Regions from separate parts of the Mus musculus genome. Here all the other regions are linked to region 1. The links are chromatin loops, found by intact Hi-C in ENCODE. Cell type or tissue: left cerebral cortex. All regions are shown on one strand.

The links. A loop is a pair of places that touch in the nucleus more often than their neighbours do. Peaks named below come from ENCODE experiments on the same cell type or tissue, not always from the same donor. Only the 100,000 strongest peaks of a DNase experiment are listed, where the experiment ranks them.
Region 2: it touches region 1 in a loop (3-fold over the local background); 3 of 42 quality-filtered maps call a loop at or near these places.
Region 3: a loop joins it to region 1, with 2.4 times the contacts of the local background. A loop is called at or near these places in 3 of 42 quality-filtered maps.

The regions. Positions count from the first base shown.
Region 1 is chr12:72,231,256-72,239,255 of GRCm38, reverse strand. The region is part of intron 3 of Rtn1 (reticulon 1); the gene reads left to right. Among named protein-coding and RNA genes, the nearest start is that of Gm52013, 25 kb to the left of the region's middle. In left cerebral cortex, no CTCF peak of the experiment used is centred here; DNase peaks (open chromatin) are centred at 2,367, 3,460, 4,103, 4,949 and 1 more place; H3K4me3 peaks cover 5,007 bases; H3K27ac peaks cover 5,974 bases.
Region 2 is chr12:72,081,177-72,089,176 of GRCm38, reverse strand. L3hypdh (L-3-hydroxyproline dehydratase (trans-)) reads left to right here and starts at 3,864. Exons shown (of 5, transcript NM_026038.2): 1 at 3,864-4,528. The coding sequence starts at 4,021. Jkamp (JNK1/MAPK8-associated membrane protein) reads right to left here and starts at 3,338. Exons shown (of 7, transcript NM_024205.2): 1 at 2,994-3,338. The coding sequence starts at 2,997. In left cerebral cortex, CTCF peaks have their summits at 3,162 and 5,285 (motif pointing right); DNase peaks (open chromatin) are centred at 3,138 and 3,536; H3K4me3 peaks cover 2,697 bases; H3K27ac peaks cover 2,320 bases.
Region 3 is chr12:72,281,283-72,289,282 of GRCm38, reverse strand. The region is part of intron 3 of Rtn1 (reticulon 1); the gene reads left to right. Gm52013 (a long non-coding RNA gene) reads right to left here. Exons shown (of 3, transcript XR_003950281.1): 3 at 5,858-8,000. Among named protein-coding and RNA genes, the nearest start is that of Gm52013, 25 kb to the right of the region's middle. In left cerebral cortex, a CTCF peak has its summit at 3,732; DNase peaks (open chromatin) are centred at 2,165, 3,676 and 4,546; H3K4me3 peaks cover 922 bases; H3K27ac peaks cover 1,561 bases.

The DNA of each region.
Region 1 (8,000 bases):
TTACTCCATAGTGGCCAATACGTAAAGCTAGAACTTTGTGTGTACCTCAGGAGTCCAGAGATGCCCAATGCTGACATGCAGTACATGTGGATCTAAAGAATTTGTGGGTCAGAGACTCTGAGTCGAGAGATATCCCCTTCCCCATAAGTCTGTTTCTGTTTCTCTATTTCCTGTGTCTTGATCTGAAGCCTCTCACTTCTTGTACCACAAGTAACAGAGCCTTACTTTGCTAACCTGCAACAACCAGACAACCTTACTTTTTACGTTCCATCAAACTGCTGTCTTCAGACTTAGCGTGATTCAGAAAAATGTGGCGGTCATTCAGCTAAACCAACATTTCTAAGTCAGGTTTGTGGTCAATAAAAAAAAAAGTGCGGCCCAAGGGTTCTGACATGACACATCCTCTAGTTGAGAAAGTGCTTGCCGGTGACTGCTGTTCTCTCCAGGGATGTGCTGAGCTTGTCGTTCCTGCTGAGATTAGCAGTGCACACTATTCGGTCTGATTAGCAATACACAGACCTGCTGGGAATGTGAGAAAGCACCGAGAACTTGGCTATTTCTCTGTTGTCCCTCTGCTGAAGGGAAGGACCTGCTGCCACCTTCACCTAGAATCCTCAGGCCATTGTTGAACTGGCAGTGCCTCGTAGTGGCCCAGGCTCCAAAGCCTGAGGAGTGGCAGGGGCAGCAACAGACTCCTGGCAACTCCTGTCCAGCCCTCTGCACTCTGAGTCTACATCAGACAAGGAGACATTGGTACTGATGCACACTCATGGACACTTACCAGACTTTTCAGTTAACCCGCTGACTGAATTCCCAGTATTGACTGGCTGTGGAATGAAGAAAGAAATGGGATGAAGGTGGAGATGCAGAACAAGGCCTCTACACCTCTAGAGGTGACTCTGAAAAGTGCTTTGTCATAATGTGCTCCCTCTCGGCTCTGTAGAAGCCCCATACTCATCCCTGGTAGGAGAGGTCAGCTGCCCAGCAATGTCAAATCATCCATTTCACCCAAAATGATTGAGCTTCCTCGGGCGTGACTTCAGATGCTACCATACAATGGTAGACAGAGGGGCCCAGCTGGTCGCTTTGGAACCTTGCAGTCTGAGAAGAATTTGCATGATTCCAAAGATGACATTGTAAAGACCATCTCCTCCTAAAAATGAAGAAGAAACTGTGTCTACAAGCACAACCAACTTAAGCCTTTGCCAATACAGGGTATGCGAATGTAAATTTGAGTCTGACTAGACTCCCTTGGAAAACTGCAGAGGCATCTAGATGGCTCCACTCCTCCAGGAGGGGGAGAAAAGTGCTCAATGACAGTGTCAAAAGACGGTGTCACAGGAAGACAGAACAGGACAGGTAGCCTTGGTGTCTAAGAACTCTTCCTTTGATATTGTTCTGTGGCCCACAAGGCAGAGCATCCTACCTTCATGCTTGTCTTGTCTCTGCATGGACCCCCCCCATTCCAAACAGAGCCCACATTCCATTCCTATCCAGTGCTATCTTATCCTTTCCTCATCAAAACCTAGCTCTGTCCTATCCACTTTCCCAAGATCTTTGTATATCCTGATAAAGAATTTGCTATGGAAGCATGCAGTGTCACAGTTAGCCACCACCCGGCATTCTCTTCCTTCTACACATACATTTGGACTGGGACTCCTGAAATCTCTGGCTAGCTATTCTTAGAAATCAACCTTATCTGTAAATTATACATATCTCCAGCCCCCTCCCCTACTGTGATCAGTCCCAAAGGGTAACCGTGTTGACAGGAAACCCTTTGCTGCTATGAGTTCTACTTAAATGTCCCCCACACTGATCCCCTGCCAATCACCAGTGACCCCATCTATGTGACATGGCAACACCTACAGGCTTCAACCTGGAACTTACAAGTCCCATCTTCTAATATTTATTCATTCATCCTACAAACAGTAGAGAATTGTAGTCCTTTGGGATTACAGTAAGATTCCACCCAGTGACTGTAGTTTGGACAATGGCAGGATGGTAGCCACAATCTTCTTCACAAGGTTTTAGATAACTGTGGAATATTCCAAACTAGAAAAAGGATTTGCCACTCCTTTGGAGACTCAGGCAGCAATCTGTGACCAACATTTTTAGAATTGGGGACAGCAGAGGCGAGCTAACAGTGAGGACTAGTGGGCATTATGCAGTAAGCTTGGCATCTGTACCGTCACACGTCCTGGACAACAGGTTTCATGTTTCTAAGAAATTTCTAGAATATGCACCATGCTGGTTAGGAATAGCCCTGGTCTCCTTAGCTGCCATCTCCACGCGGGCGTTCCTTTCCTTCCTCTCTTCTCCCGTTCTTCCGCCCCCATCCCCATACCTAGCCTGTGCGCGCGCCTCGTCGCCTGCTCTACCATCCCAGGGACAGCTCTCCCAAGGCTGCCCAGCCCGCGCCCGCCGCGGTCGCATAGAGCAGCCGCAGCAGCATCCACGCGCGCGCGCCGGCGGCTCCGGGACCGCGCTGATTCGCTGTCGCGCTCTGCGGCGCTCGTGCCCGCCCGCCCCTTGCGCGCGCGCCCGGGGCCGCTTCAGTCTGCAGCCGCGAGGCCACCAGAGCCCACCGCCGCCGCAGCCGGGCAGCGACGCGGAGTGCAAGCTCAGCGCCTGGAGGAGAGCCACGGCGAGCCCGCCAAGCCCGCACCATGCAGGCCACTGCCGATTCCACCAAGATGGACTGTGTGTGGAGCAACTGGAAAAGTCAGGGTATTCTCTTTATTTCGGTAGTGCATGCCTGCGGCGCACGCGGAACCGCGATCTGGACACGGCCATTGTGCATCATTTCACCTGTGGGACCATGCATGCTTTACTTAAACCCAGGAGCTTTCTGCGGGGGGGAGTAAACCTGTTCTTGCAAAATCGACACGAATGATATTTGCCCCCTCCCCTCCCTCCGCCCTGCCTTTATCCCCTCCCAATTCACCCCTTTGTTTTCTTGTGTATTGTGGTATTGTAAATAATGCATCATTTGCCTCCTCCGGGAGTTTTTCTGGCCTGATCATTCAGGACTTGTTTAATCTCTCAGCTGAGGAGCTAAAGTGCTTCCTTATTTTTTTTTCTGCATCCCAGTGCATTTATTTCTGCCCAAAGGTTGAGATCAGAGCCATTAACTGAGAGGGCATCCTTAGGAGAGAGGGACACACCCATTTCAGGCTTGTTATTTGTGATTACACAAAGGAAACTGGAAATGCAGACCAGCTCTCTAAATCCTGAGACTATGATGGCGTAGCCACTTATTAGGGTGGTTCGCTTTGAAATAGTCTTGTTATTGTGACTGTCATTGGAATAATCTAGATCATTTATTTATTAACAATGGCTTTCAGTGAAATAAATGGAGGGGAGAAACAAAGCCGTGGCGGCTGCCCTCGGGTCTAACAGATCTGTTTAGAAACGGTCCATATTAGCACTGGGTGTGGCCGCCCTCCAGCCTCGCTTGCTTTTCAGCCATTTTTATTCAGCCTCATATCCCACACATCCGGCTCTCCTTTGTTACATTAAGGTTTTATCCCTCACCTTGCTCACCTTGCATGAGGAGGAGGAGGAAGGGAGAATTTGCAAGAATGAATTGTATGAGGTAAAGTCCGGGGTTGGGCAGATCCAATGTCTTGATATTTAACAAATACGGTTCTGAAGAAGGCACATTGATGGAACCTGCAGGGGTTTGCAGCATCCTTGGGGACCAAGAGCACTACGTGGTGACTCTTTTTATCTTTTTCTTTTTTTCTTAGTTTCTCTCTTCTTCATCGTCATCATCTTCTAGCCAGAAAAAAAAAATGTTCTTTTCATCTTTAATGATTGTGAAGGACTTTTATTTTATTTTATTTTCTTAAGAAAAGATAAAAACAGAAATCTCAGAATTAAAAGCACGCTTGGCTTTGGCCCTTGTTTGTTGAACTGGATGTCAATGGCATAAAATACAGTAGTCTACTTTAAATCATGTGGGCCTATTAGAAACATGACTGTCAAAAGTAAATAGGTAGGCCATCAATTTAAATGCCAATAAATAAGAAATACGCAGCCACGGAGTGTAATTTCGGGAAACGATGACAGCTACATGGAATGGCACAGGCTGCACAGACGCGGGTGGCTGTAAAGTGCTTTGTATCTCCTCCTTCTGGGTGCGTGTGCCTAGACCCATCAGTTGGATGCACACACTCTACAACTGTGCCTTCATAAGAATGCCACGTTCAGATGGCTATGAAGACTGGTGATCGGGGTTTGTTTCTGAGTGTCTTCTATTTTGAACAGACACAGACTTGGAAAGATAGCAGCTTGTGTGTTTTATTTGTAGCATCACAGTGCTAAGGGTTTGGCATTGGCTTACTTTAAATTTTGAAATGAATTTTTTTAATAATCAGGAATTAGCATAAAACGCAATCACTTACCCTCTGAAGGCAATTGTGTTCCTTTCCAACCATGTAGCTACCTGTGGAGATTGATTCAGAGTTACCAAAGGGTCTTATTCCCAGTGACCTTTGATTGTCATTAGATTCATTGATTTCCTTTCCTCAAATAGAACAATGCCATTTACTTGAAAATTGGCCACTAGCTAACTAGAGAGTTCAGTGACACCAGATAGCCGTGGTGGCGAGAATGAATTACTCCTTTGTTGTCCTCCCCTGTGGGAACTTCCATCATAGACTAAAACTACAGTAGATTCTAAACACATCACCTTCACTCCAGTTCCCTATGTTTAAAGCAAATTGTTCTAATCCCCAGCTATACCTGAGAGTCACTTAGAATGCTTTAAGAAACACAAAGGATGCTGGGCCCCACCCCTAGAGCTTGTGATCTTGGATGAGTTTAATACGTATCTGGGGTTGAAGCCACTGGTGTCTATGAATTCTTAGTGTGCCCAACTTTTAGGCCAGCAAAACTCGGTGTACGGATGGCATAGGTGTGACCTAGGAGGCCAGTATGGGTAGAAGTCAGTAGACACTGCTGAAGATGCCCTCTGGAAGTGTACAGAAGCTTTGCCTGGGTAGGAAACACATGGATTTGAGGCTGCCTCTCTATCATTGCAGTTTTCATCTATAAATTACATCACTGAATTACTTCACTGAAATGTATTATAAAACTAGAGTGCATGGGTTTAGGGTGTATGTGTCTGTCTGTCTGTGTGTGCGCACGACATATATGATTGCAGTGAAAGACAGCAATGCGTGGCAGCTCACACCTATAATACCCGCAGTCAAGAGATAGAAGCATGAAGATAGTCCAAAGCTCACCTTGGACTGTAGAGCAGCACGGCATCACAAACAACAACAACACAAAACCAACGGTAACAGAAAGAGGCTAAGTCAGACATTGCCATACACACCTGTCATCCCAGCATTAGGTTATAGAACAGGGGTTCAAGGAAGCCAGGCTCACACAGAGAGGACAAGGCTAGCCCACGAGACCCTATCTCAAAACAAACAAACAGACAAACAAACAAACAACTCTAAAATTTACAGGATTTAGGTCCCCTGTCCTAACGGAGATAATCTTATAGTTTACAACGGTCTTAATATTTATGAGGCCCTTTTACTAATTTGGTCCGATCGTCTCAAACCCTGGGTGTGAGGGCTTGTTTTCACATTTCATCTCGGGGGTGATAGATGAGGCTTCTGTCAGGTGCACAGCTGGTGACAGCCGGAGCCCTGCTTCCTACTGTTCCGCCATCTGCCTCTGAGGTAGGCCGTGCTTTCCTCTGTGATTTATCGAAAGACAAGTTGTCTGAATGATGGTGAATAGCCCTCATATTCACAAGTTTCCATTTTGCCAAGTATCCTCTCAAATTTCCATTCAACTCCTGGATGGTGGGAGACTCTAAGAAGGTAAATCAAACATGCCCAGGATCTGTGAGAAGCGGTAAATTCATTAGTTAAAGGGGGCTCTCGGACCGGCATCCCCTCACCTCCCTCATGAATGCTGAGTGACAGGAGGTGAGATCCCACCCACCTCTCTGAGATATGTTCACATAGGCCCTTCTTCACAGACAGAACGACATCCAGCAGCCATGCAAGGCCCACACCCCACTTATATCATTGTCCCCATCCCCACCATCACAGACTGGCCGTCCTAAAGTCTTCTCAATATTAGCCACTTGTCAGTGACTGTGCTGCTGGTTCCTAAGCCTTCGTGACATTCCTCTCACTGTATTGGGCAGGGAATTCCAGGCTTAAGACTGAGAGGACCGGTAATTTGCCTTATATTAATATTTAACCACACAACTTAAATCCAAATGGTCCCGTGCCACAGAGATGAAGATTCATGAGCAACCCCCACCCGTGGGAATCTGTCTATACTCTGAAGACCCCTGCCCACCTCCCCTTTCTACCATGTTCAAAAAACTGTAATGGGCAGCATCTGTAGTGCTGTGGTGTCTTGGCGATCTGTTATGTGCTTAGGTGCTAAAGCTCAACTCCTTTGTGTGTGTTGTCTCCGCCAGCACGCAACCTTTCAATGATGTTATCTAGCTATCTTTCAAAATGGCGTATACTCTGTGGTGGCCTACAGTGCTCTATGGAAATGCTTTAGGATTGTCTAATCTAAATGTTACTAGCTGAAACATTTACTAAAGACCCAAGCATCCCATGATACTGGTAAATACACATATTTTAGCCACAGAGACTGAAAGAAGTAGTCAATTTCAGCATCTGAAGGCTGGAGAGATGGCCCAGTCGATAAGATACTTGTTGCAGAAGCATGAAATTAGCAAGAAAGATCTCCAGAATCTATGTTAAGAAGCTCCGTGTCAGCTTGTAACCCTAGCATTGGGGAGGTAAAGACAGTGGGTCCCCAGAGATTCCTGGCCAGCCAGACTAACCTACTCAGTGAACCTCAGTTCCCAGTGAAAAACCTTGTCTCAAAAAATGAGATGGATGGCTCCTAGGGCACGAGGCCAGAGACTGTTCTCCAGCCCCCACACCAGTACACACATGCATGCTCACCTGTGCACACATATAAATAGGAGACAGTCTCACCTTTTATTAAAGACAGCTTTTTATTTAGACTCATCATTAGAATATGCCAAATATTACAGCATAGCATTATACAACAAACTCCTCCCTGGTGCAGATTCTAATGAGATCCCATGGGAACCTGCTCGGTTGGGGCACTGGGACTTTCCCAAGTGACAGAAGACTCTAGGTACACAGAATATCTTAAATGTGTATTGTTCAGGCAGTGGGATCCACTGAAAACAGGGTGTTCTCTTTTTATAGCATCTTCATTGCTGTCGAGAGGACCTTTGGAAGGGCAGAGTTTAAGATGGAAATGTTTTTTTTTTTCTGCTTCTCTGACAGAGATTCGGGTACACTATGCATTTTTTTATTTTTGTCAAAAGATTTCAATAAAAGCCACAAATCACCCCAGTTTCTACCACCCAGAGTTAATCAATGTGGATACTGGCTATATATTGTCTAATATATTTGTCTATCTGCCTCTGCAAATACTTGCAGGTATGTACATCATAAAAATGAAGCTAAAGTCTAGGCATGCAGGGGAAAGGGGGCTTTTTATAAATTGAAATATGGAGGTCTCAAAAATATTTTCCTTCCGCCCCACCCCTGAGATAGGGTTTCTCTGTGTAGCCCTGGCTGTCCTGGAACTTGCTTTTCAGACCAAGATGGCCTCCAACTCACGTAAATTGACCTGTCCTTAGTGCTGGGATCAAAGGTGTGTGCTGCCACGCCCAGCTCAAGAGCAATTTAAAATGATTTGACATGAGAAACTAACATGGGGCTAAAAGAATTATGAACTTTAGATCTCTTTACAGCATGAGCTATTCCTAAAATTATAAATAATATTATGATAAATATTAAAAACTTAGAATCTTTGAAATTGTGTTTCAGTTTAAGCTTCATAGATGAACTTTCTACAATACCCATTTTAAAAATAAACATTTTAAATGGATAAGATTGTTTGAAAAAAAATGCTGCTCTATATCTTTGTTTTCATGTCTATTCTGTTTCTCAGGTTTTCATGAGTTATTG
Region 2 (8,000 bases), 150 kb after region 1:
TCACACTGTGACAGCACAGAAAGTTATACTTGCATCTTGCTGCTCTTCTGGAGTCTCCTATTCTAACCAGCACAGCAGGTTCTAGCCCCAGACACCTAACCCTGAATCTTCCCAATGGCTCTAGGAAGCCAGTCCCTATGATTGGAGTTTAGAGTTTCATTGGTTATAAGGTCATAAGAACTATTATTATTATTATTATTATTATTATTATTATTATTATTATTATTATTGAAATCCCTGATAGGGGCCAGAGAGGTAGCTCTGGTAAAAGCGCTTGATGAGCACGCCTGACTAACTCAGGAGTCTTGACTTCTAGAGCCCATGGTAAAGAGGACTCCAGAGAGCTGTCTCCTGACCTCCATGTGTGGGCTGTAGCAGGCACACCCCCAGCCCCATGCCTATCATACACCATACACAAGCACACAACTTAAAATTTTAATTAAAAGAAATCACGGGGGCTGGAAAGATGGCTCAGCGGTTAAGAGCACAGACTGCTCTTCCGAAGGTCCTGAGTTCAAATCCCAGCAACCACATGGTGGGTCACAACCATCCTTAATGAGATCTGATGCCCTCTTCTGGTGTGTCTGAAGACAGAGACAGTGTACTCACATACATAAAATAAATAAATAAAACTTAAAAAAAAAAGAAAGAAAAGAAAAGAAAAATCTCGGATAGAAAGCCACTTGTAGTGAGAATTCAAAATACTATGCTTTCATTTTAGTCTCAGGCATGGGGATGGGATATGAGGCTGCTTCACAGCAGCTGACTGTGATTCGCCTCGGGCTCTAGCAGAAGGTTCCTGCAGTTGTGTGACGTTTAGAATTCTGGAAACTCTTCAGAGAGTAATGGTAGGGCTCTGAGAGGCAGGGTAGGGGTGGTTGGTCGTTGAGGAGGTTTGGGTGCAGTCAGTGGCTATGTTCAAAGAAGAAACAAGAAGAAATTCAAGGAGCTCTATTCCCCTCCCCCATCCTTCCTTCTCTCCTATCTGGTGACAGGGGATGAAACTGGGAGAAAGGAGGACCAGAGAGTGTATGTCGGGGGAAAAAGAATCTGCAAAGCAGCAAAGGCCAGCTACAAGCAAAGAAGAAGCAAGAAAAAAATTAGATTCAGAGATCTTTATTATCTAAACACCCCCCCCCCCCCACCTGTGCATCTTTCTCTCCTATCTATTGATAAGGAGTGGTAAAACTACAAAGACCAGCTACAGTCACTATTCTTCATTTGGCCAAATAGAGACACTGGGCACACAGACTCATTTTTTATTCATAACAGAAATGCTGAATTGTCCACATTCTGAAAAGAGAACTTCAGAGCAGAAGGTAGGTCTTTAAAACAAATCAATTCACCTCCATATCAAAGCATTAGCCCAGTTTTTATGATTTTTGACAAGGGTAGATCCCATCAGTGCTGGCACTGAGCTTCTGAGCAATTACTTGAGAACAATCAATTTCTTGCAATCAATTTCTTAAAGGGATGAGGGGAATTAAAAACAGCTCTTTTAAGACAAAAACCCGAGGATCTCCAAATTATCTAAGACTTCATCGAAGAGAAATTACTCCTCTGTATCAGTGACACCTGATCCTCTACACCAATTATGGAAAGTGCTGCTCAAAGCCACAAAGGTACTCAGAGGACGATGGCAGTGAGGCTGGCTTCTGTAAGAATCTGCCATTTGCTATGAAATGAATCCAAAACAATGCTGGCCTACGTGTGAATTTACACGTGTTATTATTGCTGAACAATAATTTCCTCAAACTTTTCATGTGGAGACTCTGGTTACAAGGCCCTTTCTCCTTTCAAATTCCTGGAGAACAGTTTTGTTTTTTGTTTTTGTTTTTTTTGTTGTTGTTGTTGTTGTTTTTTGGGGGGACTTATGTTGCCGAGGGAAAACAGAAAAAAGTCTGAAATGTCTCATGTTTGATATTTTCACTTTACCAAGTATCTGACATCTTTTTTTTAAAAAAATTCTTCTTTATTTTATAATCTTAAAAACAAACTTTTATTATTATAGTATTGTGTTTTCATGTGTATTTGTGTTTTGCCTGCATTTATGTCTGTGCACCATGTACCAGCCAAGTTCCCGCAGAGGCCAAAAGAGGAGAAAGTCAGAAAGGGATATAGGAGCCACTGAACTGCAGTTACTAAGGGTCCTGAGCCGCTGTGGAGGTTCTGGGGATCAAACCCCACGAAAAGCAGCAAGTGCTCTTAATCACTGAGCCATCTCTCCAGCCAATCCTTAACACCTTTTTTAAACACAACTGAACTGTAATGAGAAGGAAGTCCCTTCTCCATGGGCTTTGCGTCTAAAAGATCTCAAAACCAAGGCCAACAAACCAAAGCTCATTTACCTAACGAGAAGAATCTGTACAACCTTTCATAGCCATTGGTGAGCTATAGCTAAAATGTTGTCCTTGTTTTTTTCTGCAGCAGTCTAAGACCCTTTGTGAAGGGCTTAATGTATTTACATTTGATGTCCAGTGTAATAGTGCACGCCTTTCAACCCAGCACTATGGAGGCGGAGGCAGGTGGAACTCTGCGTTCGAGGTTAGCCTGGTCTACAGAGCAAGTTCCAGGTCGACTAAGGCTACAAGGACAAACCCTGTCTTGAAAAACAACTATTACATTTGAGGTTGAAAAAGCAAGTCTCGTGGCAATTAGGTTCTGCTTCCTTGTCCTGTTCTAACTCTGCTTCTAATTCTGAAGTCAACCACCAGGAATGCTTTCCTGGACAAGAACAAAGGGACTGAAGGAAGGGACACAGGAAGAGCACAACAAAGACTCAGCCTTTAATTCTGCACAAGCGCTCTTCTCCAGCCATTCTGGAGCAGACCATCCCAACCCCGGGAGAAGTCAGTGCCTGGGCTCAGCGCAGCCAAGGGCCAGGCTGCTCGCTGCAGCAGAGCTGTCGGCCCGATGGCGAGCCCAAGACAATGCGAGGAAAAGCAATAGGAAAAAAGGACAGAGACACGCCCGCAGCCTAATCGACCACTTACCCATTGGCCACACTAGGTTCCCCTGAGAAGCCGGGGATCAGCGGGTCCGAACGCAGCGCCCGAACATCCGGGCCACAGCGCTCTCAGCCGCTCCGCCTCCCGCTAGCCTGGCAAGCACGCTGGAACCCCGCCCCTGCTACATTCGGCTCCGAGTCCCGCCCCACCACCGCTTCCCCCGCTAGGGGTGTCGGGGGTGCACGCGGCGGACTTCCAGGCCTAGGATTCCCAGAAACCTAGTTTCCTAATCTAGGCTTGGAAGCCTCTCTCTCTCTCTCTCTCTCTCTCTCTCTCTCTCTCTCTCTCTCTCTCGCTTCCGGGTTTGAGCTCAGAGGCTCCACCTTTTCCGGGTCCAGACTCAGGTCTCGTCCCCGCCCTGCCTCCAACTTGAACTGGTCTCCACCGCCTCCAGTGTCTCTTTGAAGGGGCCCTGAGGTCCCGCCCCCGTTTCCTAGACGAAGCTCGTAGCTCCGCCCACCCCGTGCATTCAAGTCGCCGAGGCCTCGCTCCTACCCTGCATTGAGGTCTCCGAGGACCGCCCCCATCGTGCGGGCTAGTTTTCTAGGCACCGCCTCCGCAGAGTAGTCTCTGGAGCCCCGCCCCTATTTTATTGGCTCCTTTTCTAGGCCCTGCCCCTGCCGCGTGTCTAGTCTCCGAGGCCCCGCCCCCGCCGAGCAGTCCAGCCTCCGAGCCCCGCCCCGCTGCTGGAGCAAGTTCCGAAGCCCCGCCCCCTCCGTGTGTTCAAACCTCTGGAGCCACGCCCCCATTTGGGGGGTCTAGTTTTCTAATCCCTGCCCACGCTCCCTGTCCTGTCGCCCAGGCTCGCCCCTGTTGGGAGTCTAACTCTGAATCCTGCTAGCTCGGGCGCGCCCAGTCTAAGATTCCGGACGCTGGTCGCTGGGTGATCTCTGCTCGCCGGCTTGGCCCTGAGATTGCCACCGGTTCTGCGCGTTCTCCCGTTGGGTTTGGCGCTTTCTCCCTGCTTGGAGAGAGCACCACCGCGCTGTGCGGCAGTCCCTGGACGCAGACAATGGAGGCGGCGCTGGCAGTGACCCGGCTGCCCCCAAACGACCCGAGGACGCCAGCACTGTCGGTGGTGGACATGCACACAGGCGGCGAGCCTCTGCGCATCGTGCACGCCGGGTGTCCGGAGGTGGCAGGGCCCACGTTGCTGGCCAAGCGTCGCTACATGCGTCAACACCTCGACTACATCCGGCGGCGGCTCGTGTTCGAGCCCCGCGGCCACCGGGACATGTACGGGGCCATCCTGGTGCCCAGTGAGCTGCCAGACGCACACCTAGGCGTCCTGTTCTTGCACAACGAAGGCTACAGCTCCATGTGCGGTCACGCGGTGCTAGCGCTGGGCCGCTTCGCGCTCGACTTTGGACTGGTGCCCGCTCCCCCAAAAGGCGCCCGGGAGGCTCAGGTCAACATCCACTGCCCGTGTGGTCTGGTGACCGCCTTCGTAGAGTGTGAAGGTGGCCGCAGTTGCGGCCCTGTGCGCTTCCACAGCGTCCCAGCCTTTGTCCTGGCCTCAGGTAAAGGGTGAGACTCACTAGACCCGGTTGAGACAATCCGCGAATCTAACCACTGCTCTGTGGCTGAATATATCTGCGCAACTAACCCACCCTGCCTGCCCTTGCGATTAATAAAAAGGTAATTCCAAATTACTGCAAACACGCTTCAGTGTCTTTGCCTTACAGGTTTGGTGGATGCAATTCTGCTGTCCTGCTGAGCGGATCCATGCTCACAAGGCCTGGGGGGAGCTTAGAGTGGAATGCGGATGAATTGTGCGCTTCCTTTTTTTAAGATCCTCATTCCTTGCTTGTCAGGATTCATAGCCGCTTCACAGTAGACTGAAGTTAAGGACCAAAGGACAGTGTGTGTACCAGAGTTCGAGCATAGCTTAGAATATGCTTGGTAAGAACTAAATGACTCTGAAAGGCACTAAATTTGTAAGCAAAGCTATTGCTGTCCTTGTTGAGAAACAAAGTCCTTGGCTGGACACACAAGTTCACAACCCCTCAAAAGCCATCCAACCTTAGGCAAAGTTCACAGACTCCTTGACTGAGTCTGTACCTTCATTTTATCTCAGAGGTTTTTGTGGTTAGTAATGAGGGTATGAAACATTGTTAAAATTTTTTTTTCTTAAATTAATGAGTGTTCATTGTTTTATTGTTTTGAGACAGGGGGTCACTGTGTAGCCCTGGCTGGAATGGAACCCTGGAATTTCTACGTTGACTAGGCTGGCCCACTTCTTGAGTACTGGTAGATTTTTTTTTTAAAGATTTATTTATTTATTATATGTAAGTACACTGTAGCTGTCTTCAGACACTCCAGAAGAGGGCGTCAGATCTTGTTAGAGATGGTTGTGAGCCACCATGTGGTTGCTGGGATTTGAATTCCGGACCTTTGGAAGAGCAGTCGGGTGCTCTTACCCACTGAGCCATCTCACCAGCCCAGAATTTTTTAAATATCTGAAAAAAAAATATTCGTCAAGAAACAGAGACTTCAAGATATGTAGGATTGTTTCCTGGAGATACAGAAACATGGACGGGGTTTCTGGGTTCTATGGTATAGACTAAGCAGATAATCTGCATAATCGGGACATTTACAAAGAGGAGCATCCCTCTTAGGAATCAACTGGCAGCTGTTTTATCTCTCATCCCAGGTGTCCCTGTAGCAAGAGTACCCAGCATGCAACTTGCAGGGTCCATTTGCCCAGGATAGCTATGAATGTGCCCTCCATAAAAAATGTACACTTACGACGGGGGGGTGGGGGGGTGGGGGGGGGTGGGTGTTGCACGCCTTTAATCCCTTTACTCGGGAGGCAGAGGCAGGCGGATTTCTGAGTTCGAGGACAGCCTGGTCTACAAATTGAGTTTTAGGACAGCCAGGGCTATAAAGAGAAACCCTGTCTCGGAAAAAAAAAAAAAAAAAAAAAGTACATCTTTTAATCATTCATTTTTTTATAGTCTCTGAGTTTCATAGCTCTCCAGCATGGAACTTGCCACACTGGCAGGTCAGACACACTTGCCGGCTTGAGTTCTGTCCATGGAAATGTTTAATGTTTGCCTGGAAGTGAACTGGGAGCTACTTTAACCAATCTAGGAATAAGGTTACCACTGCTTTTCTCCCAAGACTTCAAGCTATGCAAAGCATTCTTAGAAAATCTGACCCTGATCCTCCTTGAATAATTAGACTCTGGATCAGTCTGGGCATAAATGACACTGTAGCTGAACAGGCTTAGGGTGGCCCCAGTAGAGGGAACACCTGTGATGAGGCGGGCCTTGGAGGAATTTGATGCCCTATGAGAGTATGGCACTTGGGAAAAAATGATTTATGGTTTAATAATAATGATAATCAGGGTTAGAATTATTATCATTATTATTGGTTTTTCAAGACCAGCCATTTAACCAGCTGGATACCTAGTTTCTCCCTAAGCAACTTGAGCAGTAGATTAAAGGGAGTCCACGAGTTTCTTCCTTCGAGCCCCGGGAGTGGCAGCAGCGGGAGTTCGTCCTGCGCGTGGCAGGAAGGGTGGTGCTGGGTCCTGTGCATTTCTGCTAGGCAAACCCGATCCCGTGCGACTTGTCTGGTATGACCAGAGGCCCCTTCCTGGCCAAGGGCGGCTGAATCCCAGCGGTTCCCAGCGCGGGGCAGAGGAGGAGGGCATGGGGGTGGAGTTGGGGTGGAGGCAAGATCCGGAAGCAGGCCTCTATCAGTGCACACTCCGACAAGCCTCTTCTTAGGAACTGAACCTGATTTTTTACGACGCCTGTCCTAGTTTCAGATCTTTTACACTTGATCTTAGTCAGAAGGCTGAGAAGCAATAGTTCCAAATCTTTTAATAAACAGACATGCTCATTAATGAGGTGCTGGAGACATTACAGATTGACCTAGTGTACCTCATTGCAAAGAATTTACATGCTATTTTGGTGGGTTTTGGTGGGGTGTTGTGGATAGATAGCCCTGGGACTAATTATATTTGATGTCAATTCTGTTCTCCGGTGAGGGACTGCGAACGAGGAATGAGTCAGCACTCAGATGAGTTCCTGTAAACCTGCTTCCCACCTTAATTTGTAAAATAAAGGAGAGCTGATGGTTGGGCAGAGAGAGAGAGAGAAGGTAAAGCAGAAAGAAAGAAAAGAAAGAGGTTTGAGACAGAGAAGGCAGAGGAGGAGGAAGAAGATGTGGAAGATGGTAGCATAGCTGTGGTAGATCTGCCCAATCTAGGCACACAGCATGTATTCATATTAAAGGGGGGGGGGGGGTCCTGGTGAGACTGCTCAGCAGTTAAGAGCACTGACTGCTCTTCCGGAGGTCCTGAATTCAAATCCCAGCAATCACCCATAATGAGATCTGAAGACAGCTACAGTGTACTTACATATAATAAATAAATAAAATCTTTAAAAAAAAAATAAGAAGGGAGTCCACTTCGAGAGACCCTACAACTGGCAGCAGCAGCAGCAGCTGTATATTAGTCTCAGGTTCATAACAGAGAAGGGTAGCCAGACCTTTAGATACTGTACTGGCTAGTTTTGTGTCAACTTGACACAGCTGGAGTTATCACAGAGAAAGGAGCTTCAGTTGAGGAAATGCCTCCATGAGATCCAACTGTAAAGCATTTTCTCAATTAGTGATCAAGGGGGAAAGGCCCCTTGTGGGTGGGACCATCTCTGGGCTGGTAGTCTTGGTTCTATAAGAGAGCAGGCTGAGCAAGCCAGTAAGTAACATCCCTCCATGGCCTCTGCATCAGCTCCTGCTTCCTGACCTGCTTGAGTTCCAGTCCTGACTTCCTTTGGTGATAAACAGCAGTATGGAAATGTAAGCCGAATAAACCCTTTCCTCCCCAATTTGCTTCTTGGTCATGATGTTTGTGCAGGAATAGAAACCCTGACTAAGACAGATACTGTACTTCCCCACTGCATTCCTTTGTGACAGCACCAAAGTTAGTGGACTTGAATGGTCCTGCTGAGGTGTGAGGAAAAGGAAACCCTACATCTTCTT
Region 3 (8,000 bases), 50 kb before region 1:
AAAGCCAACTGACCCAATTTATCATGTCGTATTGAGCACTGTTTTCAGTGTACTCTAAATATCCCCAAATATAATCGTTGGTCATAACGCCCATAGGCCAATATCTGTCTAGTTAGAGTTAACCACCACCAAGTTAATGCAATTTACCCTGTGTGTGTTCTTGTGATCTTCAATTTGGTCCTCATCTCAATGAAGGTAGACTCCCACCCATAGTGGGCAGCACCATTTCTCTGACTATGGGTTTTGGGTTCCTACCTTGATGTCCCTGAACAATGGACTGGAACTATAAGTCAAACAAACCTCCCCGCCCCCCAAATTGGTGGTGGCTATGTTATTTGATCATAGCAACAGAAATGGAACTCAAACATGGTTTGCCTGCCAGAACCCACATCAACCTGACCAGTCATGATACATGAGCGCCCGCAGAAAGCCAGCGCTTCTGGTGCATTGATCTCTTGTTTGAGCTTCCTCAGCACTTACCACCTAACGGCCTGCTCAACTGCTTTTATCTCTAAACCCTTGAGATCAGCCTTCTGTTCACTGGGGTATCCCTGTTGTCTGTCATGAAGCCTCCTAGTCAGTGGCTTCTCAATGAACATTTGATGAGCAGATGAATCCCAGATGATGACTCCAGACAGGAGGTGCAGTTGCTGGTGTGGACTTTCACTGAATGCCAGTGTGCTTTGTAGTTTATGCTCTTCCCACAAAGCCCATTTAAATGTTATTATACCTAGTGAAAGGTTAAAGAATAATGGAGCAATTAAAAAGAGAGCTCTGTGTGGAGATCACCTGCTGTTACTGGTGAAGGACTTTGCCTCTTGGCTGTACTCCCCTGGGGTGATCAGCTCTGGAAAGGGCAATGGAGTTGGCAGGGAAAGATGCTTTTAGAGGTTCCGTGGAGGTGGTCAGTAATAGATTGGAGTTGATAAGCCAAGGTGGCATCGCTGTGGGCCAACGTTTAACTGTTTGTTTGCTGAACTGAACCTGGAGAACATTTGTGTACAGGCCAATCTACTAAAGTTTTATAACCTCCATACAATGGAAAACTTTCTGAATAATTTTTTTTTGGTACTCTGAATACAGAAGAACCTTACTAAAAACCAAGTTTGTTATTGAGGTGATTATAGAGATTTGACAAATGATATAGATGTTCTAGAGTAAGACAGATTTGGGTGTGAATCCCCATCTATCACTTACTGGCCCAAAACTTCCAAAGCCTTATCTATGATAAAGATAAAGATATTTTGTCCTCTCTGCAATTGTAATGAGATTATGAACTGAGTGATGCTTTTGAAGTAGTCAGGCTGATAGAACTGGAACATCACAAATTGCAGCAATTACACTCCCATTTTTTAATTGGGCTGTGTTTTCTGTACTACCTCAAATGCTACATGCTCAGGTTGCAGGTTGTTTAAGGACCCAGGAGAATGTGAGACTGCAAGGGGGCTGTCCTTGGTGGATGAGCCTTCTGGCCAGGTGTTCCTGAGGCTGGCTTGATGCTCTGCCTATGTAATTCTGCCTTGGTAGCCACGCCCCACACCTGCCAGTCAGCAGCCTGCCCTTTGATAACCTCATCATTCATATTCCCTCAAACAATGAGAGGTATGAATTAGCCACTTTGTCAGGATCTGGTGAAGCCCACCTGGCACAGCTGCCTTCTTGGGCTTAACCTTTAGCCTGAGCCCTAATCTCTGTTTTTATCAGCTGTAGCCAGACAGCTAAAAGGCAGTAGAAACTTTAGAGACAGGACTTTAATGACTTGTTTGAATCCAGTGTGACATATACCAGGTTGCTGCCCTCCGCACATCACCCTCAGATCAGGCAGCTTCCCACATAAAGGTTTGTCTGCATTGTTTTTCAGGACTGCTACCTTCTGGTAAACGGGTATTTCCGAGACATTTGAATAACAGTGAGGCAGGATTTAATGTTTTCACAATAACAAATATGGGGTGACTCCTTTAGACTAGATAAGCAACGGTTTGAGAGTTTGTCACATAAAATGTTACTCCATTCATAAAAAAATGTCTGCATAAAAACCCCTTTCAGTTATCTTAAATGGAAAACAAGCTTGCCTATGCACTCTTTGGATGGTGCAATGTAGCAAATAGGAAATAGGCTTCACATAGAACTTCTTGTCTCAGCGGTGGGAAGGAGGCGTGCTACTGGAAGGACTTGACTGTTTGCTGTTTCTTCTTTACCCACGTCACACCTTTTTAAAGCCCATGGGCAGGATTTGAGACGCATTGACAAGGAACTTCTGCCCATTAACAATATATATTTTGGTAGCAGGTAAAGACTGACTCTTCAAATACCTGACTCTAACTAATGATTTGGAATGAGTCTCCATAATCTATACATTGAGATATTTAAAAATGATCTCTAAGCAAAATTTCAACTCACAGATTAGAATAACAGGATGAGTTTTCATTTATAACTTGGCAGAATTTAGCACTAGGATCCTGTCATGTTGGTTGTATTGGTTTTGGGGGAAGTATTTTAAAAATAAAGTTGCTATCATGGAAATGTTTCAATGTGCATATCCAAAACCAGAAACATTTTTCTTGCATAACCTCAGAACTATTGATACTTTAAATAAATATGTCATATTTCTCTAATACTCTTCCAATTCCCCCCTTTCAGTTGATCTATTTTAATTAGCATGTGAGCAAAGGTGTCTTAAATGATGACAGAAATCAGGGCAACGCTCTGTGTGCTAGTTGGTTATTAGGTAGGGCTCCTTTGTCTATGACAAACATTTTTTACCAGGAAAGTTTTTACACATAGAGAATCATTATGAGATTCTTCACTGTTCACATGGTTGTATGACTCTCTTATTAGCTCTGCTCTTGACTTTTTGGTGACCAAGATTTCATAGTCTTTATACTTCTGATTTAATGAGAAAATCAGAGACTATTCCGTGACTCCTCTTCTCTGGGAGGAAGCCTTGAAGAACCCAGGCAAAGTGGATGGCCAATATGCTGTGACATTGCGCTGCTTATAAATCTCGAGAGTATCTTCTCCTCTGACTGGATAGCCACTGCACTTTGTAAGTGTTATTGAGTCTGACTTTCAGCTGACAAGACTTTCTGGGGCATCCCCCAGAGAGCCGGATGCTGCAGGGTTACCAGCAGAGTCACCACCGTGGGTTAGTGAGAAACTAACAAACACCCGATCTAAAACTGGAGCGTTTGGAACAGTGTGTTTACACCTTACGCAATGCCGGTTGTATTTCAACATTTTCCAAAAATATCACACAAAGGTATTTAGAAAGAAGAAAAACAAATCTGGTTTGTAAAGTGTTTGTCTGAGGACTGCCACTGTTGCCATGGGATTCACAGAAGCAGATTTTCACGGCTTCATCAGACCGAGCCTGTTTTTTGAACAGGTTCCGGGGAGAGTGGGCTCCTGCTGCCCTGTTCTGGGTGTTTTCGTTAGACTTAACTCAGCCTTAGGAATATCAACATTTCCTTTGTACAAAAAGTACATTGGGTGATAATGCCTAGGTTTGCTTTTAGCAGACAGCTTTAGCGATACCAGATTTATTTTCCTATCTGCTGCTTGTTTCTAAATAGACATCATGTAACCAGCTTCACACGGCTCGTCTTGGAGCATAGGCAAATGTTAGCTTAATATTTGAGTGCCATCTGCTGTAAGTTCCATGGCATTCAAGCCCATCTGGCTTCCGTGCGGCAAGTCCCCTTTCTTTTTAACATCTCAGTAGAACGCAGCCCAAGCCTCGCACACTGATGGGGCCGACTCTTCCACTGATCACCGCATGGGGCTGCTGTCCAAGGATCATGTTCTCTTGGCTCTCCATGCACCTTTCCCGGAGACTTGTGCTTCAGCTTCGGGAAGCACGTGCAAGCGTGTGATGTAACTAAGCAGTCAGTGTGTTCCTAAGTCCCTTTGCTTTATCTGAAATAGCAGTCTGACTCTCAGTGGGTGAACATTTGCCACCTCAGTAAAGTTACTGAATAAACGATTATTAAGAACAGAGTATATGCTGGGCTTTTTAGAAGACATTGGAATGGAGGGAGTGGAGAACAGGAAGACTGTCTGCTGCCCTGACATCCCATCCATGAAGGAGATTAATGTATCCACACAAATGAACCCAGATAACTCAGAGCAAGGTGGTGATAGGCAGTGTGAAGTTAAGTCCAGTCCAGAGGTATAGGCAGTCTGGTTCATTTCTCTTGACCTACTTTTACTAGCTTTGAAGTCAAGTTGATCTGAACACTGAACATCATGAGAAGACTAATATTTCTATCAGTAGTTGTGGTAGGAGGTTCTAGAGTCAAGCAATCAGAATTGTAAGCAGGTCATGTAGGCTCATCTTTATTTACGTTATTAGACGTGTCTATACCCACACTCTCATGGATTCCTGAATCAAGTACATAGGAATTCCTGGGTAGGAGCTGAGGAGCCTAAGGTGACTAAGACCCAGTCCTTGAAACCAGACATTGGTAGAGACATGCAGCTAAAAATGATGTCACAAAACATTCCAGGCACACTGAAGGCCACACTTACCCCGGCCTCTCTGTGTTGCTGACTTACACTGCAACAGCTGAGCCGTATCTGTATTCATATCTTTCTGTACTTATTTATCCACAGCTTCCAAAATCTGGGGGCCGGGGGATTATTAGTGGAATATTGATCCCGTTCTTCTTCCCGTTCCCCTTTACTTCAAAGGAAGAGATTAGGTTGTCCAAAAGTAATAACAGTATTTGTTTGGTTTACTGGGGGTGGGGTGGCAAATACAGAAATAATTGTTGCTTCAATTGCCCGAGTACCAGTTTCAGATGCTGAAATGATGACACACTACTGCGGGGGGTGGGGTGCAAATGTGTTTTCTACCTGGCTTCTCCCTGTTATGTGGTACATTTGGAGTTACTGCATAGCTTGAGAAACTCAACAGACCTTTGTATAACTGAAATTAAACATTTAACCTCCATAGAGGCCATCAGGGATCAGGTACAAAGTGGGGCAGAGAGGAGGGATGGAGGAAGCTGCACATTCGTATTGGATTGTTCATACTCCCCAGCCTGAAGCCAGGAGCCTGCAGTAACCTGTGTGAAAGCAAAAGTAAAATTGAGTTTGGGGACTAGGGAAAAGCATTGCATGTCCTCTTATTGTATGCTCTTAGGAGTGTTTTTTTAACACAGTAACTCCAGATACCAAGGAGATTTAGGCCACTCCTATTCTTTTGACTACAGAGAGTGTTTTCTTTCAGTCTTATATTACTCAATAGAACCAGAAAACTATTTGTTTGGCCAATAAAAGCTGCACAAACTTCATCTCACTGAACATTCATAATAAGGGCCTGGTTTTCTGATTAGCCATTTCTTTCTACCCCCAGCCCAGTGTGCATGGTTGGCATCAAATACTGTGCTTTTTTGGAGGCACAACTTTCCAGAGAGGCAGACTCTCCTACCGACCATGGTGTTGCTGGTCCCCAACTACAAGGCCAGCATGATGTCTCTCTGGCTGCCCCACTGGCGTGCCCTTGAGTCCTCTTGCCTCTCTGTGGCTGGCAGTTAGATTGTACCGCCAACATCCATCACATCTCTACTGTCTGCACAGGCAACACTGAATTAAAACTAAGAAGCCAGCTTTCCGTCCACTGCATAACCAGTCTGTGAGGTGGGGATGTGTGCTGGTGTTCAGGATCTAGTAACTCAGGGCTTCTAAAGCCTCAAGAGCACAGGCCTTTTGGTGTTGGCAAGTTTCAAACTCTGAGCATTTCTGTTTCCCCTTCCCCTGGTGATGGACCCTGTATACTCATTCATTTCATCCTCCCAAAGACAGAAAGAGCAATCTGCCCACATCAAAATCATTAAACATCGCATGGCATTTGCAGTTTTTTTTTTCAATCTTTCAGTAGATCTTTGAATCTGACAGAGGTCTGGCTGTTCTTGGGGGCAGTGATTCTAAAGTGAAGATTCATGTTCAGAGGTTCTTATCATAGCGTAGTCCCTTTCTCATGGTGTGCCTTTAGGCACCAAAACGCCATCCTGAGTTGACATACTTCAGTTAGCAAGAACAGTTAGCCAGAAGCATAGCCACAGAAGCTGAAGAGCAGGGTCAGTCCACCTAGAGACTTCCCCGGACCTACGGGCTCTGATGGAGTAGGTCTGCACGCTTGTTTTTGGCAGGTGGTACTGTCTACACGTTGAGTTTTATGGTCTGAATGGTACGCCCATCATGACGTCAGTTGTGCTAAGGTCTGGGGCTCTATTACACTTTTGTAAAATTCAGTCGTGCTCTTGTCCCAGCAGACGTGTTGACGTGAATCCTCCGGCTGCTGACAATTACTTCTGGATCTCCACGGTCCATGTGAAAACACACCTTTTCAAAGAGGGAGGTTTTGTTTTTGTCCTGAGAACAATCTTGGAGAGCATTGAACCCACTCAGGTCGCTCTGCAGATGGGTTGAGCAAGGAACAGGCAGCTATGACTGAATCTCGAACCAACCGGGACCAGCAGACTACAGCTGGTGACTGTTTTATATCAGATCTATTCAGACACAATCCACAAGCCAGAAAATTCACCATTCTGACATCCATAGTCCACGGGTTATTTCTTCATTTACGCTCCTGTCACCACAGTGTAACATTTCCAGTATTCCTGACGGAAACTCTGCCCTGTAGCTCACTCTTCCTCTGCCTCCTCTCTTGAAGGCCCCGCAAATCACTAATCTGCCTTCTAGTTCTTCAGAGTTGCCTGTTATGCGTATATTTCAGATAGGAGTCAAATAATATGTGTTTATTTGTATCTTATTTTTTCTCTTAAACATCAGTTTGTAGCAGGTGTCAATATGACACTCTTACAGCCGACTAACACTCCATACAGGAGATACAACACATTGTTTTTACCCAGTCATTTGAATGGGTTGTTCCCATTTTTTTTCTATTTTGAATAACTCTGTACCATGAGCCTTCATGTGAAGATTTTTGTGAGGATACATGCTTTCATGTACTTTTACCCAGCAGTGGGCCTGCTGGGTCATGAGGAAACTAGATTCAATACAATGTAAATGTAGGCTTTTTAGGTTTTGTTTCAGTCTTCTGATTTATACATCTTTTCTTATTTAATACCATGTATTATGGATTTTCAGGAAGTGAAATCTGGAAGAAAAAAGGTAGCTTCGCTATTTTACAATGTGTCATGAGTCTAGTGTCTCTTCATCCTCGCAGATTACACACACACACACACGTACACATACATGTTCACATACACATACATATAGTGCTCATCTTAGTGGTTTTGATTTGCATTTCACTCATGACTAATGCTTTCTAAATATTTTCTCGTTTACTTTTCAGTTGCTTGTGTTTCTTCTTTGTAGAGTTCACTCTTGTTTGTCTATTTTCAAATGATTAATTTCTTGTTGTTGAGCTGTAAGAACTCTTTACATATTCTGGATCAATCAGATGTTTTCTCTTAGTCTGTGAATTCTGTTTTCACTATTTTTGTGGCTTGAGCCAAGCCCAATTAGTATTTATTACTTTGTTTTTTTTTTATCCTTTTCATGTCCTCTAGTTCTTTTCAGCCTCTGAAGTATATGACACCCAAACAGAAAATCTTTCTAAGAAGTATTCGAACTGGCTAATCCATCTCACATCAAGGCTGTGACTTCTCTTACAGGGCAGCCATTTCTCATGACTCAATCTATAGCTGTGTCACTGACTGTCACGAACATAAAACCAGTGATGTGTTAAACTTGTTATGCGTGTGCCATCCAGCGCCATTAGCCTGTATTTACATGTGCGATGATAAGGTGTATGTCTTTTATCTCATTTATTATAGTTAACATTTTGAGTGAGCCAGGCCTGGTGGCTCATGCTTGTAATGGGTTGTTCCCAATTTTTTGCTATTTTCTCAAGAAACTTGAGAAGCTTAGATAAGATCACAAGTTCAAGGGCAGCCTGTCAACTTAGTGAGCCTCTGTCTCAAAAACAGGAAATCAAATTAACACAATGCTGAGCAGAGAGTATAGCCCGG